Linked DNA regions of Homo sapiens: region 1 is linked to region 2. A link is a contact called in ENCODE Hi-C or POLR2A ChIA-PET data. All regions are on one chromosome and are shown on one strand. The core of a region is the stretch at or near the end of the contact, and the rest is flanking DNA. Distances in the headings are between cores, read along the strand shown. Region 1 has its middle 130 kb from the start of PLK2. Region 2 has its middle 120 kb from the start of LINC02101.

The links. A loop is a pair of places that touch in the nucleus more often than their neighbours do. ChIA-PET counts read pairs that join two places held with the same protein, here RNA polymerase II (POLR2A). Pooled maps may share reads with other maps.
Region 1: a loop to region 2 is called in a map of PC-3, with 2.0 times the contacts of the local background. The contact joins two enhancer-like sites. A Hi-C loop is called at or near these places in 1 of 168 maps with a recorded cell type or tissue (PC-3) and 1 of 50 pooled maps. POLR2A ChIA-PET finds 5 or more read pairs at or near these places in 2 of 52 experiments (MCF 10A and PC-9).

Annotation. Positions count from the first base shown.
Region 1 is chr5:58,329,295-58,333,778 of GRCh38, reverse strand. No RefSeq gene overlaps it. Among named protein-coding and RNA genes, the nearest start is that of PLK2, 130 kb to the left of the region's middle. Within about 2 kb of position 2,863, at least 2 of the 41 ENCODE cell types and tissues checked have a DNase peak (open chromatin) inside an H3K27ac peak, as active enhancers do; they include PC-3 and PC-9, where a contact is called at or near this core.
Region 2 is chr5:58,239,999-58,244,315 of GRCh38, reverse strand. No RefSeq gene overlaps it. Among named protein-coding and RNA genes, the nearest start is that of LINC02101, 120 kb to the right of the region's middle. Within about 2 kb of position 2,768, at least 6 of the 41 ENCODE cell types and tissues checked have a DNase peak (open chromatin) inside an H3K27ac peak, as active enhancers do; they include PC-3 and PC-9, where a contact is called at or near this core.

The sequences.
Region 1 (4,484 bases), core at 1,614-4,113, 89 kb before region 2:
TATGTTTAGTGCAGCTCCGGCCATCTCTTCTACATAATAGGTTACTGGATATTTGTGTTAATCTTATGAAACCAGTATTATTATCACTTTTATTTTCTTATGCATAGGAAATTAGTCGTGAAGCAGTTATATATTTTTTCCAAGAAAATATAGATAACAGTAGCAGACTTGGTAATCACTGCAGTTTGCCTTTTTAAACCATGCCATTGACCACTGCACTATATTGTCCTCTTATGTACTAGTCTTGACAAAGATGAAGAGAACTTAAGGTGATATTGAGGCAGGAGAATAGGGTCTGGAGGCAGGGATCGTAAGCCTGTTTCACGCCGACTTCCGATAACTAAATTGAAAGGAAAACCCTAACTTTCCACACCTGAGTAACAAAAGGACCAGAGGCCACCCCCTTTGACCTTTTCTGCCCAGCAGATAGGAAATTGACTGTGTGCAACTAATCAGACTGTTTGAGGGTGGAGTCTTCATTTGCATAAAAGTATAACTTTGTAACTTCACCCTAGCCTCTGATTGGTTGCTTTCTGCAACCAATCAGATGTTTACACAGGAGTGTGATCTTTGTAACTTCACTTCAGCCTCTGGTTGGCTGCTTTCTGCAACCAATCAGACTGCTTGCAGGCTACCACTTCATTTACATGAGGTGAGCATGAAGTGGCCAATGGGAAAGTTCTAGAGGGTATTTGAACCCAAGAAGATTCTGTATCCAGGCTCCTGAACTGCTGCTCAGGTCGCTCCCACACTGTGGAGTGTACTTTCGTTTTTAATAAATCCCTGCTTTCGTTCTTTTGTTGCTTCATTCTTTCTTTGCTTTGCTTGGTGTTTTGTCCAATTCTTTCTTCAAAATAGCAAGAACCTGGACAACTTGTGGCCACGACCCTTTACTGGTGACAATATTATGACAGAAGGGTGGATTGAAGTGGAAATAAAAGTTTCCACCTCTAACAGGAACACTATCTAGAGGATAGTTCATAGTGTTTGTCATTAAAGAAAACAAGCCAACAATTCAGAGATTAGAGAAAGACCAAAATAGGAAGTACTCAATTAGATTAAGATGTCCCTTTCCTTCAAAGCAAAATAGAGCAAAGATAAAGAAGGGGGACAAAACCCAAACTGTCCAAGGTAGTTAAACATTAGATGAAACACCTTTGCCATCTAATGTAAATGTCCTTTGCAAATTTTGTCTATACTCCCCGTCCAGTTCATAATTATTTATCATCAAAGATTTTTGTTCGTGTTTGTTTTCTCCCCAGCATTATTCAGGTATAATTGACAAATAAAATTGTACAAATTTAAGATGTACAATGTGATGATTTGGTATGTGTATATAATATAAAATGATTACCACCATCAAGTTAGTGAACATATCTGTCACCTCATCTAATACCTTTGTGTGTGTGTGGTGAGAAAATTTAAGATCTACTTTCTTAGCAAATTTCAAGTGCACTATACAATATTGTTACCTACAGTTACCATGCTATAAATTAGATCTCCAGAAAATATTCATCTTATAACCAAAAGTTAGCATCTTTTGATGAACATCTCCTCATTTCCCCACCTCTGCAGGCCCTGACAACCACCCTCTATCCTGTTTCTATGAGTTCAACATTTTTAGATTCCACACATAAGTGAGATAATGCAGTGTTTGCCTGTCTCTGTATGACTTATTTCATTTAGGGAGAGATCCATCTCCCTGGAAACTTGGATAGTCATGATCAATCTGGGTTGGTGCTTCTATTGGAAGTCCCTAGATACCCTGTACATTATTGCTGTGATGTCAGATTGGCACTGATGACACATTTGTTTTCAGTAGACTGGAAACTCTTGGAAAAAGAGTACAGTTGATCTTTGTATCTCTAATCAAGCATAACGCTTGACACACTCATGGGTTATGAAGCTGTTGATATAAAATAAGACAGGATGTTTCAGTTAGCTGTATGCAGGGATAACCCAAAGGGTTAATTTCAAATATTATGCATGGACAAAGTTTATTAGGTCAAAACATAAGTCTAGTACAAGGAAAAATACTGAAGACCAATGGGGAAAAAATTCACTTATTTTAGAATGACCCATTTTAATTATTTTGAAATTTGATCTCGACAATTTCATTGTTAACCTCCTGAGGGTGTCATTTTGATTCTGAAAATTATTATGCTTTGAAGTTAGATCTATTGCCACCTCAAATTCAGTTACTGATGTAAAAGGACAGGAAGAAAATTCAGTAAAATCATAGAAAAAATAAAACCCATTAGCCCCACCTTGCAGCCCATTTTACTGCAAATAGCAAAGTAACTCAAAAACCATGTCTTTTTGAGTATAATTTCATAGTGCATTTAAAGGAAAACTCATATGGAGATTATTCTCAAAATTCAAATTTAACATTTTTGAGAATCTTAACGCCACAAAGAAGAGGAATTTTATCAACTGAAGTAGCCAATCCGGCTTTTCTATTCCTTTATTTCCTATTCTAAACTTCTGTGCTACTTATCGCCTCATTTAACTTGTTAAGAAAAGATGGAGTACACAGTCAAAGAACTCTGCCATCCAAAGTAATTCACAGTTCTGCAGCAAGAGTACTTTCTGATCTCAGCAAGAGGCAAATCTGTGTAGCTGGGTGAATATGGGAGATGAATGATTGCTTAATATATTTTAATAGATCGTTGGTTGGCAACCTCATATACCAGGCTTTCTAAACTGGAGCACTGGAAGACTTGAGGAACAGTAGCTCTAGGTCATTGCAAAAGTAGAGTTGGTACTGAATCCACTTGATTTATAGCCTTTTGATACATTGTGAGAAGTTACTGCAGCAACAGATTGTGTCACCTAAAGTAAAGAACATTTGCAGATGTCAGAGGAAATGAGTAATCCTTACCTGGAGAAGTAAAGCAGGTAGCCAACGCCTCTTACCAGAAAGTGATAGTAGTAATGACATCACTTATTATCTCCATTTTTTATTAAAAAAAAAAAAACCATGGGTATAGCATTTGCTGTTAATGAGCACTCATAAGACAACCCCTAAGAAATATATTTTAGGTGTTCCTATGATGTCTCTTAAAGGACACTTTAAGATCAAATCTGAACATCATTCTTATTTAAAACAAAAATAAATTGGCAATGTTAATCTTTTTTTCTTTATTTTTCATCTGTAGTGACTTTAAAAAACTAGTTTAACTGCCAAAGTAAATACTACAATTTTAATGTGTCAGATAGTATTTTAAGAAGTGGAAACAATTATGTAAACATTTCTTTGTTGGATAAGTAAGGTGAATTAGAATAATTTTTAAAAATTGGAATCAATGATTTCCACTAAATTGTGTGTAAGATAAATAACAATGTAATATTTAAAATACTATCATGACAGTCTTTTTTTTTTTTTAACTGAGTTTTACTCTTGTTGCCCAGGCTGGAGTGCAATGGCACGATCTCAGCTCACGGCAACCTCCACCTCCCGGGTTCAAGCGATTCTTCTGCCTCAGCCTCCCAAGTAGCTGGGATTCAGGCGTGCACCACCAAGCCTGGCTAATTTTGTATTTTTAGTAGAAACAGGGTTTCTCCATGCTGGTCAGGCTCGTCTCAAACTCCCAACCTTGGGTGCTCTGCCCACCTCGGCCTCCCGAAGTGCTGGGATTATAGGTGTGAGCCACTGCACCCGGCCGATAGTCTTGAATAACAGAATTACTTAGGTGATATATATACATACATACATATATATATGCATTTATAGACTTATAGAGTTACAAGAGAAAATTTGTTTTCAAAGTACGTAGCCCTTATTTTCATTTTCTTGAGTTTATAAAGGTGAAAGCCAATGATGCATAATTATTTTTAACTTCCCAATTTTGTATATAATTCTGCCTCAGTTTATTTAGTTTTGAAATTTATCACTGATTAGTAAATATCAAGTAGAACATAAAAATCAGTTTCTTTGGAAAAGTTGGAATGGATAGTGCAGGGTATTTCTGGAGGCCACTAAGCAATTGTATAGTTAGCATCTAGAAAAAAGAGTCTAGTAACTAACTATGGTCACTGATTGCCTATGATTTATACAGAGCATGGGACAGTGTTGGTCAGAACTTGAATTTTCCATAGCTCTACCCACTAGTTAATAGCACCCAGTACTTAACAGTATTTAAAATAATGACTAAGTTTTCATCTGTTTCTGAATTACATACTTTTCAGTAAATTGGTTGGGCTAGAACTGGGGTAGAAGATACTGGAAAAATGTACAACTCAAATGAAAATAGACCCCTTTAATTTTGGCTTTAATCCTGTGCTCCCATTTCTGTCTTTAATTAGAGCTCCAAGTTGCTGCTTCATTGTCTTCCAGATGTAATTGCCCCATATGTGTACAGAGCACTGAAGTGAGGCCTCAAGTAGGGGGTGGTTCAGGACTGGGCTAAAAACCCCATTTTAGATGATTTTTATCAACACCTTCTTGGAAATTGGTTAAAGCTCTAGTTTGTAATTACCTACTA
Region 2 (4,317 bases), core at 1,519-4,018:
GGTTTACTCCTGCTATCTTGCATAATATAATTACAACTTCACCCTTTCACTCAAAAACATCTTGGTTTTGTCAAGAATTCATATGGTCATCCTAACTCTTATATGCCTGGAGTTCTGTGAGGCACTGGGCCTACAAGAAGAGCTGGTCTTCAGGCGACTCACAGTTCTGAAAGCAAAACAAGCCTAGGAACTAAATGAACACCATCAAGAAAAGCTAAGAAATAATACATATTCCTGAGAAAACTTGCTTAGATCTTGAACAAATAGTAGCAGTTGGCTGAAGGTTAAAGAGAAGAAAGTTGTGGGGTGAAAACAGATCACAATTAATCACTATATTGTTTCTAACTGGAGTAGGCAAAAGAAACAACACATGCCCAAACTAAAGAACCATGAAAGAAAATGATCTCTGTGAGGTGGTGTACACAGTGCAAGTCTCAAAGACTTGAGTATTACAAGAAACCAAGTTTGCTAGAAGGAAAGTACATAGTTAGTAGAAATAGATTTTAATATATACTTTTAAATATCTTTTTTCATTATTTTACACCCTGGACCTCATCTCTCCCACACCTACACACACACACACACACACACACACACACACACACAGTTACACAGCTGAATGGGGCATATATGTACATGTGTATATGTATAGATGTCTCATATATGTCTTCTATTCTTCAGCTGTATGATAATCTATGGTAAGGGGTGTTCTATATAAGAGAAGCCAGAGAGTACAATTTTTTCCTAAATGTTTTTCAAAATTTCTCCCTTTATTTTATTTTTCCTTTGCCTTTTATCTTTCTTTTTACTTCCATTCTGTGATAGAATGCTGGTTTCTTCTCTTCTTAGAAATAGCTAAACCACAGTAAGCAGCCCCTCGATGAAAGAGGGAGGCTTTTTGTTGCTTTCTGGACAGTGGGATGTGAAGGAATTGATGTGCACCATTTCCAGGCTTGTACACTAAACCTTTCCCTATCATCAGTCATGTGCTGCTGGTTGGATATTGACTTGTAGTTCTTGGTATGAAGGGAGAAATCAGACTTACTGTGTCAAGCCATTGAAATGTAAGGGATGTTTGTTACAGCAACTAATGTTAATCATTTTAAATAATACACTTTCTCTTCCTCCTCACTTTTTCCTATGAAGTTCAGTAAAAGCCTGAAAAGATGAATGAATTATTCTAGCTGTTCTCCTGTACATCTTTTCTAACTTTGGAACCAGCTAGGTAGATGAAGAAGACTTCAATTTTTGTTTGGATTTATTTTTTAATTTTTAATTTCATTTGTGGTCTATTAAAGGATTAAAAACTTATCTCCTCAGAAGTGGGCCTGGGCAACTCCTCAGCTTATTTGATTATTCTATCATGCCCAATCTTCCTCCAATGTTTATTGGAGAAACAAAACACATTATGTAAAGATATCAACTTGGACTCCTTCCATATTATTCAATTTTTATGAACAAATGGAAAGAACAGTGAGTTGGGATTTGCTTCCTGGCCTCTCTCTCTGTCTGGCTGCAGTTTTAGGGGCCCTCTACACCACTCCAGTTTGGCTCAAGGTGACTGCTCAGGCTCACTGCCCTCCCTAACCCCTGTTATTTTCTTCACCTTCCACTCAATTACATGTGCCTTGATACGATTTGGCTATGTCCTCACCCCAAATCTCTCTTGAACTGTAGTCCCCATAATTGTGGAGGGACCTGGTGGGAGATAACTGAATCATGGGGTTGGTTACCTCCATGCTGTTCTTGTGATAGTGAGTGAGTTCTTACAGGATCTGCAGGTTTTATAAGGGGCTTCCCCACTCCCCCACCCCCTCAACCCCCCTACTTTTGCTCTGCACTTCTCCTTGCTGCCACCATGTTAAGAAGGACATGTTTGCTTCCTCTTCTGCCATGATTGTAAGTTTCTTGAGGCCTCCCCATGCTAAACTGTGAGTCAATTAAACCTCTTTCTTTTATAAATTACTGAGTCTCGGGTATGTCTTTATTAGCAGCATGAGAACAGACTAATACATGCCCATACTAAAGGCTTCTCTGCTTTGAGGAAGAAGTCAGAATACATTCATTTATTAAACAAACTTTGACCCTCAGGAACCATAAAATTCTAGGGATCCAGAGATAAATAAAACACAGCCTTTTCCCTTAAAGAGCTTGAAATCTGGTGATAAAGAGAAACATGTCAGCAGAGAATCACAATAACTATGGTGGAAATACGAACACCTAGTAAGAGAGAGGACATGACTAACTTATCCAAAGTTATCGGGAGAGGCTTTACAGATAAGTTGACACTTTAGCTAGGCTTCACAGAAGAAGGCTTTGTCAGGTGGAGTAGAAAAATAAAGGCATATGGGCATATGCAACTGTAGGTGTAAAGAAAACAGTTAAGAATAAGCATGCCACAGAATGATAACTATGAGGAATTAATTATTAGAGCATTAAGTTTGTACACATTGAAGAAATGTGTGGGTCTAGATTGAGAAGACCTTGGGAAGCAGCTTAAAGGACTCAGGCTTTATTTGAGGGGCAGGTCTTTACACAGTGCAGCTGTCATGATAAACACATGATTTTGTTTATAGTGTTAATGGTTGACACCATTTTATCATTTAAACAGTGTGTGTCTAGGGCTATCCAGGGTCTCTTTGAAGCTTTCTTAGCTATGATTTCATGTTTGGTGAGTCAGAGGGAGCAAGCAGGATCAGGAAGTACCAAACAATAGGACTGGGAATAACCGTTCTCAGAGGTTGAAGGCAGCGGATAAGGTCAGAGGGTGGAGTCTCCCTCGTCTTCCTTCACTGGTCAGGCAGAGCCCAACTCAGGTCCAACCTTGCTCTTCTATGCAAGAGCAACAGAATTGCTGGGTCTCAGACACAGGGACACCATTTGCTCTCCTTAATACCATCTTCTAAACCTGTATTGATTTCAATGCTATATACATGGTGGATATTCAACATGTGTTTATTGTTGACAACTGTACTGACCTTCCTCAACATCCTTATAAGAGGAATAAAGACAACATGTCATCACGACAATTAGGATACCACCAACTAAAAGATACTATCGTATACAAGGTGCTTCTTATATTGTATATGGAGACAATAAATTGTGTTATTTCTCTAAAAAGTGCACATATATATATATATATACACATATATATACACACATATACAATATATATACATATATACACATATATATGTATATATATGTGCACTTTTTAGAGAAACAACAAAATTTATTGTCAAATAATGTACTTTGTTTTATAAATTTTGAAAATATATAATAATAGACCTAGAATAGTAGAACTGGAAGGAAGCTGATACTTCATCTAACCTCTTATTTTAACAATGATGAAATTAAGGCCCAGAAATACTTTGCCAGCCACTAAATCTCTAATAGGATTTTAATCCAAATGAAGCTAATTCAGAAAAACTTTTATCTATTTCCAATAAAATCTCAGATTCTTATAACCCCACAGCTTTGATTTTGCATCTAAAATATTGTCAACAAGGATTCTTCTTGGTTTATTACAATTTTCCTCAGTTAAGTTTTTCTACAAGACTGTGTCTACATGAAGGTAAGACCTTCCACCCTTCTGAATGGTGCATGGCACATGGTATGTGTTTAAAAATTCTTGTTGAGTAATATTTAGCCATGCTTGCTCATGCTTATACAAAATTTAAATACTTCTATTACATAAACATTAGATATTTTCTTGGAGCATATTATTGAAGGAAGAAACAAAATCATGCCTATCATATCACTATCAAATATCACTTTAAAAACAATCCTTTAGCATTTTCTGAAACATAATGCCAAGTGGATGATTCAGATAGAAACTTCCGGTTCATGTTGATTCTTTTAGGCTTTGTCATGCCTTCGTGATGGCTGGTGATTGCAGGAAACATTATTTTGATCAGAGAAAGCTGCATATGGGTTTGCCTTCCATCCTGAAGGTTCAGATCCTTTGATGCTGAACCTGAGACGGAAACAGTCTTCTTAAACAAACTTGGTCCTTGGGTCTTCTATGGAATGAAAGAATCGTATCTCTGAAGTCAGTCTAAAATCTCTGAGCCAGTGAGTCTCAAATAGTGAAGAATGCACACTATCAAATGGGATAATATGTAATTTTTAAAAATTATAGTAAATACAATAGAAAGCCTATTTATTGTTTTCTGCAATACAATCAATAGAAAAACAAGCTCAAGAGAATCTTTGCTGGTTGAGAGAAGCAAAAGATCGGCTAGAGATGGGGGTGGTGGAGCGTGTGCGACAATATGTGATCCATTAATGCCTAAGGTAGGAACTGGCTCCTGGGAA